2 separate regions of the Homo sapiens genome follow, and region 2 is linked to region 1. A link is a contact called in ENCODE Hi-C or POLR2A ChIA-PET data. All regions are on one chromosome and are shown on one strand. Each heading gives the region's core, a stretch centred on a gene start or an enhancer-like site at or near the end of the contact. The rest is flanking DNA. Distances are from core to core; before and after follow the strand shown. Region 1 overlaps LOC105370777 (a long non-coding RNA gene). Region 2 overlaps LOC105370777 (a long non-coding RNA gene).

Region 1 (5,965 bases), core at 1,812-4,311:
TCATTTGAGAAAGAGCAAAACTCTAATAATCAAACAGTAAGAGAGGAAAGGACATGAACCTTGGCCATGGCTGCCAGTTTTACCACTGAGGATACCCATCCCTTTCCCTGTGTTTCTGCCTGCCTGGGACCTCTCTGCATGTTACTTGAATTGCTCTCCCTATCATGTTCTTCTTTGGTTCATGCCTTTTATCTTGTCAGAGTTGCGAAGACTTTCTGATGAAGACATGCTCACCAACCGAGAAAAGTCCTTCCCAGGTCCGTGGAACAGAAAGAACTGAGCAGGAGGGCAGGGCTGGCTGGCGAGCCAAATGTTGTCATAGATGTGGGGCTGGAGAGGCTGAGCACTCCATCAGCAGCTGGAACCTTTGCTTTCTAACTACAGACTTTTAGAGAGCAGAAACCTCTCTCAAAGGTGGTGTCAGACAAGTGAGAGGTCCCTAGGGGACGCCTTTGGCAGCACCTTTAGATGAGATTGGATTTGCTTATTTACCTATCTCAGAGCCCTCTGGACTGGGGCCTCCTTTATGGCAGAGAAGCAGAGAACTTGTTCTATTTGATTTAAGGCCCCCATTTGCCAGAGAAGCAAGAAATCCAATCTCAGTCACAGTTCACAGCTTGGCCCTTCGTTTCCAGAGCTGCCTTGAAATTTAGGGGCTTAAGTACTGCTCTGAAAATAGAGAAAGAGTTCTTAGCCCTCCAAACAAGATGATTGCTATGTAAATGGTCTTTGTCTAAACCCTGTGGTCTATTTAGAGTGGGTATGTTCATTTGATGAGGTCACATAATATACTGGTTAAGAGGACAGCTTCTGTGGCCAAATGAACCAAGCATGAAATCGACACTTTCTAGCTGCGTGGGAAAATTCCCCAGCTTCTCTGTGCCTCAGTTTCCTCTTGCATAAAACAATACCCCTCTCACAGGGCTGTTGTGTGGATTAACAGTGTTAAAGCATGCACAAGGATTACAACAGTGTCCAGAACACTGTAAGAGCCCTGTCAATGTTACTGCCTCTTGCTGTCTGAGCATCTTTAGTTGTGCTCTGAAAACTGCTCCTCCTGGTGATGCCCTCCGGGCTTCCATGTGCCATTCCTTTGGAACCCCTGTCACCCCTCAAAGCATTTCATATGTACACCATAGGAATAGGAAGAAGGTACCAATCCTGTCACGCTATAGCTGATGGCCCCCTTCCTATCCACTCCCCTAAACCCCTAAAGTACACAGCTCTCCCAGATCAAACACACACACCAGCACTTTTTCCTCTGGGAAGGCCAGTACTCCCTCTCTACTCTCAGTAGCAGCCTCTGTCATTTGTCCTTTACTTGCCAAACAAAAGCCTATTCATTTATTTGTTGGAGGTGGGGGATCGGCTTCAGGAAAGCTTGCATCACTGTATTTATTAAAGATTGCACAGCCCAAATGCAGATAAAGCTTCTCAGAGTAGGAGAAGAAAAAACACTACTCTTCCTTCTGAGTCTTCTATGGTAGTGAAGGAAATGACAGACTAAGATGAGAATATTTTGCTCCACTATGTTTGTGTGTATCATCTGGCTCTCCTACTAGATTGTAAGCTCCATATAGTCAGTGAATTTAGCTGCAGAACTTCTTCTGTATTTCACATTTATTAAATAAATTTAAATGAATGAATAAATAAATCTGAATAGGGATTTTATTTATTAGGTGTGAAAGTTTATTCTTTTTACTTTCTCACTCTTTCCTTTCAACAGCAAAGGTATGCTGTTCAATGTTTAATAACCAGCTCTTCATGGAGACGGGGAAGTCCTGATCTGCAGAACTTGCCAATTTCTTTGGTGTGAATATTCCTGTTATAGGTGATTGCAAGTGAGTAGCTCACAAAATTCCTGGAGATTTAATAATTGGCTCTAACATGCAGTTACAGAATAGCTCCAGCATACCACTAAAAATAGGTATTAAATTTGTTTTATATATTATAGGGAAGATCCAGTATTCTTTAACATAAATTGAAACTATAATACAAATTCAATGGCTATTCTTCTAATTATATGACTACATGTATACACAAATAAATGAACAGGTGTGCAGAAAGAAGTTAATGTAGCAGGCCTGAGACTGATATCCAGAAAAAAAAAAAAAAAAGGCTTACAAGGTTGGCCCGTGACTGGCTTTGGGGAACTTACATTCTAGAAGGTTTCCCACTATTCCCAAAACTCCACGTGGAATCTCTTCTCCTCTGTATTATCACAGTATATTGATATACTTTCATTATGGAACTTAATACATTGCCGTATTTCCAGGTCCCCTTAGCAATCCCCATTTTCACCCCCAGTTCCAAGACAACGAGCTTCCCAAGGGCAAAAGCCACTGCTGTTCTTTTTGTGATTGTAGTGGGAAATAGAAGGCCCAGCACCTACTAGGGCATTGGGTTCTCTAAATAGATTGTATTGCATGGGGCAGGGACATTTTAGGTCATGAGAGAGGTTGACTATGGTGTGAAAAATGAAAGACTATTTAGATGGAGGGCCAATTCTGAAGCTTTGTTGACAGTGAAGACAGAAACAGATATCCCTGTCCCTTCTCCTGTCTCTTATCCATACTGTGTTCTGGTGAATGGGTTATGGGACATCTATGTGCCCTTTCCTCATTGTGTTTCCAATGTCTACTGTGCTATGGATATCTGAAGGGCCTCCAATGTGCTTGATCTTTCATAGCACCCCAGGTGGCTGCTCAACTTTCCCAATTCCCATCATATGGAAGGCAGCAGAGCAGAAAGGTTGGGACAGAAACAATACTAATTAAAGGTCATTGGAGAAAGGGTTCCTTCATTAGGAGATGACTTCAAGGAATCAACAGGGAAGACATGAAGTCTCTAATTCTATGAAATTCAAGTCTCTAATTCTATGAAATTCCAGACTTCCCCTTGTTGGCTATTGTTTTCCCATGTTTCATTAAAACTGGTTTCAACACTTCAGTAACATGGAATTTGAAGGCTTGTCTTCCATTTTCACTCAGTCAGGCATGCCTAGCATTTTACTGGTAGACTGAAGGAATGCAGGTCACCCAAACAGGACAGATGACTGGAATAATTTGAAATCATGCCTAGTCTTTTTTTTTTCTTCTCTCTTAGCTCATGTACAGAAATGTTGGAAGCTTATTAACTTCTGGTAAGAATAGTTAACAGCAAGGATGAGAGAAATGAAGCATTCAGATGATTAATATAAAATGGTATCAAAACAATGGGTTACTCATTGCATTTTTTCATTTCCCAATGATGAAAAGCCACTTCCGTTCCTCCAGCTTTGGAGCGAACATAATATAAGCACAAATGAATTGAGTGGGAGAAAGTTTTATGACCTTTATTATTTGGCCCAAGTTCACAGCAATGTCTGAAGAGAATGCCAGGAAATCTCTGTTTAGACTAATTTGCAGAAGAAACTACTGTTAGGGAATGATAGCTGTGTATTTATTTATTGAATTCGTCTCTTGGACATAAACATACTGTCTACTAACCTATTTACATGTTTAATTAAACACATTTTCCATCAGATTAAAATGAGAACAGGAAACTACCTCTCAATGGGTTTATGTGGAGTGTCAGCCACATGCCAGACCCTGCACTAGAAACCCTGGTTGCACAGTGGTTAACAGAACAGACTTGGTCCTTGCCCTTGTGAAGCTTATAGTTTTGTGGGAGAGAGAAATTAAACAAGAAAACAATTAAATGAATAATCACAGATTATGATGTACAATAAAGGCAGTGGGTGCCAGGAAGAAGAACTTATATTTGGTGATGAGAGACCACCTCTCTGAAGAAGGTACATTTAATCTGAGGCCTTAAGGATAAGGAAGAGTCAGCTGGGAATAACAAATGTCTATTTGTGGGAATAAACAAGGAGGGGACGTGCACACAGGCAGAGTGAACAGCGTGTATGTGGATTTGAGGCAAGAAATACCTTGCAGAGATATGGAACTGAAAGACTGTAAATATGGTTGGAGCATACTGAAGAAGGGGAGAATGGTATATGACATCCTCTACAGTAGCTAGCCCAGTCCCCTCAGCACGCTAGGGTTCAATACATCTAGGGTTCAATACATTTTTGTTGATAATGAATAAAGTTCCTAAAAAAATTTTAAGGTTAACTTGTGCCCCAAGTTATGATCTCATCCCCAGTCATTCTAACATCTCTTCCAAGAATAGAAACTATTGGGGAGAGGGCACACAGCCTCCTGGGATAGACATACACTAATGTGGACGCTGAATTTTATGCAACAGAAATAAAATACTGCCAGTGAGTTGTGAATTTGCCTATTGGATTAAGAAGCTTAATTCAATGGAGTTTAATTGGGACAGATTGGTTGGTGATAGTTGGTAGCAGGGAGCTGGAGTGTTTAGCCAAGAACTACAAAAATCTTAACACTCTTTTTGCTATGGCCTCATCAATAACTGTGTCCCTCAGCTTAAATCCAAAGCAAATGGAGTTGATGGGGTGGAAAAAAATTATTTTGTACTCTATCAGTGTGGACCTAAATCACTGACATTTTCCAGTCATGTAAACTTTAAACCAGGAAAAATGAATCCAACTCATGAGGGCATCCAGATTGTATTTCAGCTACGCACAAAATGAAGAATGGGTAGACTACCAAGGAAACAAGTAGCATAGGGTATAGTGCCATGATTCAGTTTCAAATGAAATTCATATTGAGATAAAGACAAATAATTGAGCCAAGTTCTGAACTTATTTCCAACTCTCCCAGACTGGAAGTGCTCAAGAATATACGACCAGCAAAAAAATTCATTAACAGATTCTTTACCTTCTTGAGCACTCTTTTATCATCCTGGAGATTTACTGGAATGAGTTGACTCAATGTAAATTAGAAACATATGGATTAAATATCTCAAAGTCACCAGATGTGATGGAGATTTTGACAAACTAAAAGATCACTGAAAGGTATTTGGAAGTGTTTTCATAATCCAAAAACCACCAGGTTGGCCCATCTTTAAAAATGAAGTTATGACCTTGTAAACATTATAATAGTTCTCATGTTTTTATGTTTAATAACACATTCTGTCATCACTGCTCATAACATATAATTATTTGGGTGTAAAACTGAATATGCAGATGTAAAAATGGTAGAAGGGTGTCCAATGGAGTAGTACTTTTCTAACAGACTATCCTAAGATTCCATGGATAATGGTAAATCAAGAAGTCAGTTAGTGTCATACCTGACAGGGTTCTCATTAGCAAAACCAAAATTTACTCTAGTTAGTTTAAACAGAAAAGAACTTTGCCAAAGGAAATTAGGATGCTCACCAGTTTTCTTAGAGAGCCAGAGAACCAAAGTAGGGGCTATACAACTAGGAATGGTACCCAAGCCACACATCAAGGCCTGCTGCAGCCCAGACCTTCCAGATTGCAGTGAAGATGCTGGTGACTACAAGACACAAAGTTTTTCATTCTTTGCATCAAAAGGCTGGTACCTCTTCTGCCTTGCTTACTGAAAGACAGACTCTGCATACTCTCTTTTCACATGAATCAATTACAAAAGACTTTCATGAATGTATCTGATTGGCAGAACTCAATTTACTACATCCCTTGTGATGCACCTAGAAGGTAATCTAGGGGAGAGAGTCTGGCTCTTCTTGGACAAAAGGAATATACAAGGTGGGAATTTCTCCATTAATAGCAATGTTGTGCATAAGATGCTGGATGGCCACAACAAGGAGAATATTCTTTACAATTTATATTTTGTAATAATACAAGATTATAAAGGACACTTCACAATCTTGTTTTGCTATGCAACTAATGATACAGTTATTTTATATATGCTTGTATTTTTCTTCATGGCTATTTTTATTACTTATATTAGAGACTCTCGCTTAGCAGTCCAACACATTTCCTATGTGAAACCCAAGTGAAAATCAGAAAGTAAGAACTCCTAAAAATGGGGGTGATGTGGGTTTAAGCATACCTGAAACATGCATATGA
Region 2 (6,237 bases), core at 2,982-5,481, 370 kb after region 1:
CACACACAGTAGCAAGGAGGAAAGACCTGTAGGTGGGTGGTTTCAAACACGCATCTAGCCTAACTCCGAACTACAGCTGCCAACAAAAGGCTTTTACCTCCCCTCAGTGAGTGATGATACAGTCGAGTCACCATAGAGCCACTGCTGCTAGGAAGTGGCTGAGTACTAGAAACCAGTCACAGACTGTTTACCAACCAGACAAGTAGAACTGAGAATATAATCTTTGTACCATACATAATTCTCTCTAATGAGCCAATGCCCTGAGGTTAAATAGAATTTACTCAACCCAATTAAACTGGCCAGGGTCAGGGGATCATTAGGAATTTGGGCCCTTCATATTTCAGCAATGAATCATAAATCATTTAAAGTTTCATTTATAAGGATGAAATTCTTCAATCAAAGGGTTAACATTTTTACTTGTAGAAACTTTCAGGTTACCTCTCAATATTTTTTTTACTCTTTATTTTTCTCTTCTCTGGGATTTAAAAAATATAATTTGGAGCTTTCTTCCAGATCTCTCAGCTGCTCTTTTCATTTTTAAACCTCTTTATCTGCTATCCCAGTCATTCCTTTAGTTTTATCTTCAGTTCATAATTTTCCCTTCCACTGTGTCAACCAGCGATGGGACAAGGGTAAGACAAGCAAGGTACTCAGAGTGTACAATGTAAGAAGTCACTCACTCTTGGGCATGCGCTAGTTCAGGGTTGGCAGCGACAGTGAGTGCCTTCTTACATTTTGCACCCTGGATACCTTCCTTGCCTCACCCTAGACTGGCCCAGATGTCTAGTCTACAGTTCACCTTATCACTTGCAATTTCTATTTCAATGACTACACTTTTCACTTCCAAGGTTTCTATATTTTAATCCCTATCTATTCTTAAGAATTCTTTGTTCCCCTTCCCTCTTTTACTTATTTGATGATTCAAGAATCCTTATTTTAACATTTAATATTGCACCATTATGTCTGGTTCTTCATGCATGGACTCCACAGATTCTTGGGTCTGTTGACTATCCTCATGCCAGAAAATATTCTTGTGTGCTTTGTAATTTTTCTTGAAAGCTTACCTTGTTTGGGAGGGAATTTGTTTGTTTTGTTTCTTTTTGGTAGACTCCTCTCCCTGTCAAGTAGCTTTTGGGTTGGTTGCCTTACTCTGGTAGTACTCCAGGTTTGTGTCCCCAAGCCAAGATGTAGTGTCTTATTCCCAGCCAAAGCTCATAGTGTCACATTGAGGCTGATGGCTGCATGCGGCAGGGCCTGGCTCCAATTCCTGTGCAGATGTCTCTTCTCTCTCCCAGAACCACAAGCAATCAGGTCCAATGATCAGTAGTTAGTGGAGTTTTTTCATGTTCAATTTACTGTTAGAAGCTGTGAATACTGATTTCGGCTTTCTCTGAGAAGTCCATCACACGTGTTCTGCCTTTTGTGGAATAAGCAATGCCTTCATCAGCAAATGGTCTTAGAAGCTGTCTCCAATATTTTTGTGTCTCTGTGTGTGTGTGTGTGTGTGTGTGTGTGTGTGTGTGTGTATACGCTTAGTATATGTGTATATATATGTCCTGTGTGTGTATACACATTTAGTATGTGTGTGTGGATATGTTCTGTGTGTTTCTTATGAGCTAATTGCCTTTAGCCTCTGTTCACTACTATAGGTTTCTGTTCCAGATCATGAATTAATGAATAAAATTAGAATTCAGGAGTCCAGTAGATAAGCAGGGCAAAGAGAAAGTTCTTTCCTACAGCAGAATTCCACCTAAAAACTATAGAAGGATGGCAGGGTTGAAAGATCATTCATAGATGCTAAACCCAGCAGATAACGTTTTATGAGAAACAGGATATTTACACAGCATCCAAGTATTTCCCCCACAAATTACTTATTAATTACCAGGGGAAGATAGTAACTTTGCAGTGGAGAAAACTGGCAGACACCACCTAAAGCACATGATCAAAGTCAACATCACCAGTAATGGGACACACTGACATCATGTGTGTCCCGATGTGCCAAGAAAGACATAACATCATTTTAATGGCATTTTCACCAAAAATGTATAACCTGAATCTAATCCAGACAAAATGCTAGACAAAACCAAATTGAGAAGCATTCTACAGAATACTCTGTACTCTTTTAAAATGTCAAGATCAAGAAAGACTGAGGAAATATTCTACAATAAAAGAGACTAAAGAGACACAACAACTAACTGCCCTATGTATCCTGGATTGAAACCTGGCTGAGAAAAAGTAGCTATAAAGAGCATTATTGGGACAATTGACAGAATTTGAATATGGACTGTGGGTTAAATAATAATACTATGTCAATACTATGCCCATGTTCAATTTCTTGATTCTGATATTTGTATTTTGGTTATGTAAGAAGCAGCCCTTGTTCTTAGAAAATAAATACTGAAATATTTAGGGGAAAGTACACTATGTCTCCAACTTACTCTCAAGTGATACAGACAAATTAGAGGGTAAACATCGGCTCTTAGGGGATAGAAATTTCTTAGATACAATGGTTTGTGGCTCCCCAAAAGGCCACACTACACAAACAGATACACGATATGTCTGTGGTCTTAAACTTCCATGGGGTAATTAGGGAAAAAAAGGTCTAAAATGCCTCCTTGAGGGAACAATAATGAAAAAAAAAGATTGAAAAACACATGCAGAGAAAGAGAACAAAATCAAATGAAATGGTGATAACCTGGGGGGAGGAAGAGTATATAGGAATTTCCTCTTTTAAGTTTGACATTTTTCAAATTAAAAAGGTACAAGAAAATTAAAAACTAACCCCTAAAAGTTAAAAAGTTGCTACACTATTATGCAAGATTAGGAGCTCAATATTATTTAGAAGCAAAGCATCAACAGAAAAACATACTAGCCAAGGAAACATCCACATAGTCATGTACATGTTTTTCATTGTTGCTTCTCTAGAACACATTATGCGTGTGTGTGTGTATGTGTGTGTCTGTCATTCATGTGGCTTTGTGACTCATGTATGCTGGGTCCTCTCACTGTTTGAGGACAGCAGTGGCTCACTTGGACCATTTACTTAACTTAGGAGACCACTTTATATGGAAGATGGAGACATTTAGTTTCATGAAGGACGGAACAAAACAAAAGTTTTGAATAACGGCAGGTAGGATGTAGGTTAAAATGCAAAATGAATGCTTTAAGAATATAAGCATCGGGAGTAGAAGTTACTGAGTTGGCTATAAAATATTCTCTCAAAGACATTTTAAAGATATTTTAACCAGGCCGGGCATGATGGCTCATGCCTGTAATCCCAGCACTTTGGAGGATGAGGCGGGCAGATCACGAGGTCAGGGGTTTGAGACCAGCCTGGCCAACATAGTAAAACTCCGTCTCCACTAAATAAAAAAAAAAAAATTAGCCAGTTGTGGTGGCAGACACCTGGAATCCCAGCTATTAGGGAGGCTGAGGCAGGAGAATCACTTGAATCCGGGAGGCAGAGGTTGCAGTGAGCCAAGATAGCACCACTACACTCCAGCCTGGATGACAGAGTGAGACTCCGTCTCAAAAAAAAAAAGATAGTTTAACCACTAGATTCACATCTGTAAGAGGACAATTCAAGGGCCAGGAGACAAATGAGAAGAGTTTCATTCATTTATTGACGCTTTCAGTGTGCTAGGCACTGTTGGCTCAAAGCTGGGCAAGACACGACCTCTATCTATAGTGAACTTGCCAACTAGCAGAAAGATTATTTTAAGATTTATCTGTCAGTATCAATATTGTCATCTTATTTCACAGTCTTGGTCTTTATGACTTTTCTCTAACATTTAACCATTACCCTAACTGCTGTCATCATAATTAACATGTAAATATTTCTCAGTGCCATTGTCACTGTACAGCTACCTTCGCAAAATATTTTCTAACCACTAGTGACAGCACAATACAAAAACAGGTAAGGAGGTCTGCATTCTACAATGTTGCAGCCAGGTGTGTTGAAATGGCAGACAGCTCCCTGGGCAGCCACACAAGATTCAGATTACTAGAATCACTTGAGGTCCTGCTTCCAGGCCCAAAGTGGAAAACTGACTCTGTTACTGCCATTGGATTCCCTCGCTTCATTAATTAACTCAAAATTGCCTCTCAGTGGCAATCCAGACCTCTGTTTCTAATTTCCTTCTGTGCTGAAAAGTAAATAGGCCTAACCACATTTTCAAGCCCCTGTGCGTGGGTCTTTTGTGCTTATAGCAGACCACTATCCACTGGAAGACGTCTGGGCCACTGCCAAGTTGAGTATTCAATTTCTTTGTTGTTTTTCAGGATAACCTAGCTAACCGCAATCCCTTTCCACCATTCCTCTGCAATGTGCTTGAAATAGAGCCAAGACTCTATCCTACAAAATGCACAAGAAAAACAAAAAAGGAGGAAATAAATAAAGAAGGGGTCATGGAAAAAATCAGAGTTTGTGAATATTGCCCCATACGTATTTTCTTTTCACATTTTTCTCTCATGACTTCTCAAAAACATTCAGACCCCAAATGCCTGGTCATATTCAGGAATAACTCCAATGGCTTCCCATTCTCTCCTCCCCACCCAAGAAGATTATAGGATTATAAACATGAGGTAAATTCCTGGGATCCTATTCCTTGGGGCATATGCGCAAGCTTTTGGCTTTGGGAGGTGGGGTGTGGGGTGGCAAATGCCTAAAAGGTTTTGGATGACTATCCAAAGAGAAACAGATGGCTTTAGCACGCCTGTGCCCAACACATGATCTGTGTGACTCCTGCCCTCTCAACACCATCTCCGTGCCGCCCCCTTTCTCCCACACCCCAGACAAATAAGAACAAAAATGAGTCTCTGCACATTCAAAAGGTGAACTTTCAAGGACAAGTCTTCCCATATGGAAAGGATAATGGCATCATGCCAGAGCACGTGCAGTAAAGAAGGGCTCAGGGTGTTTCACATTTTCTCTTCCAATGGGTTCCAAACGTTCTGATGGACAATCTTATTCTTCCCCTATAAACTTTCTGCTCCATATCCCGCTATAGCTGTTAATACACTTTTCAATTTTCCTCAGGTCCCCAAATAGTGGGAACAGCACGAACATCGGCATGAAGGCAAGAAAATAGGAGGCATGTACTGGGGAGAGCAAATAGTTCAGTTGGAGAAAGGGCACATGAGGAGCAGTAGCAGCAAATAAGAATGACCAGGAGTTTGGGATCAGACACGTGGGACCATGAGTACCAGGTCAAAAGTTCAAACTTTATTTGATGATGAAGCAACATTAAACACTAAAGGTCAAGTTTCAGGAATGTAACTAATTCAGAAGAAACACAATGACACATAAAAAAAGAAATAGAGCCAAACACAAAAATTAGCAAAATATGAATGCTTCACCTCAGCGATGGATTCTTATGACTGAACACTGGGAGCCAGACATTAAAGGACAAACGGGAAGCCTATCTAAATCACTATCTGACAGAAAGAAGCTCATTTATTCTTGAAAAGAGAACAAACATCCTAGGAGAAATCATGTGGACTCTTTTAAGTGCCATTAAATGACACAATGGGAAAAATCTTCAACAATATTTTTATCACAAACAGAGAGGCAAAGTCACATGGTTGCACAGCTCTCTCTCATACTGACATTTAATACAGGCTCCAAGCAGGAAAGTATCATCTAAGAAGACAGCTAATGTGATTCATTGATGTGGATTTCTGATCTTTCCTGATCATCAGGAAATGATGAACTTGAGACACCTGGAAGAATGAATATCATACTTCTATTAAATGTCACTTCTGTTGGCCAGTCACTAAGGAAAGCAGATAAATTGCTGTTTCTCCACCTGTTGAAAGTTTCAAATTGAGTAGTGTACATTATTAAACAAACATCTCTGGTTTTAGATAGGGTGACCATATATAGGTTGGTACTTCCCTGGTTTATGCCTCCTGCCCCAGAATAATTAGGAGCAGCCCCTCCTTTCTATCCAAAACTACCCCAGTTTCGGTGATAACTTATATGATCACCCTAGTTCTAAATATCTGCCCAAGTAGAAGTTGCCACACTATTATGCAAGTTTAGGAGCTCAATTATCTTTTAACTTAGAATACAACCCACCTTCACAAGCAATATCTAACTTGATGACTACTGAAAGATTTGCTGAGGCTAAACTCACTGGTGTATCATCTCTTGGAGCACTACCCTTTGTCTTACTGGACACTGTGTTCTCATCCCTAGCACAGGCCCATCGTATCACAAGCATTTGACTGAATTAT

What was found. Hi-C counts contacts between places; a loop is a spot of excess contacts on that map. ChIA-PET counts read pairs that join two places held with the same protein, here RNA polymerase II (POLR2A). Pooled maps may share reads with other maps.
Region 2: a map of endothelial cell of umbilical vein shows a loop between it and region 1 (12-fold over the local background). The contact joins two enhancer-like sites. A Hi-C loop is called at or near these places in 1 of 168 maps with a recorded cell type or tissue (endothelial cell of umbilical vein) and 1 of 50 pooled maps. POLR2A ChIA-PET finds 5 or more read pairs at or near these places in 2 of 52 experiments (BJ and endothelial cell of umbilical vein).

Annotation. Positions count from the first base shown.
Region 1 is chr15:38,993,175-38,999,139 of GRCh38, forward strand. All of the region lies in intron 2 of LOC105370777 (a long non-coding RNA gene), which reads right to left. Among named protein-coding and RNA genes, the nearest start is that of LINC02915, 250 kb to the right of the region's middle. Within about 2 kb of position 3,062, at least 3 of the 41 ENCODE cell types and tissues checked have a DNase peak (open chromatin) inside an H3K27ac peak, as active enhancers do; they include endothelial cell of umbilical vein, where a contact is called at or near this core.
Region 2 is chr15:39,358,725-39,364,961 of GRCh38, forward strand. All of the region lies in intron 1 of LOC105370777 (a long non-coding RNA gene), which reads right to left. Among named protein-coding and RNA genes, the nearest start is that of LINC02915, 110 kb to the left of the region's middle. Within about 2 kb of position 4,232, at least 3 of the 41 ENCODE cell types and tissues checked have a DNase peak (open chromatin) inside an H3K27ac peak, as active enhancers do; they include endothelial cell of umbilical vein, where a contact is called at or near this core.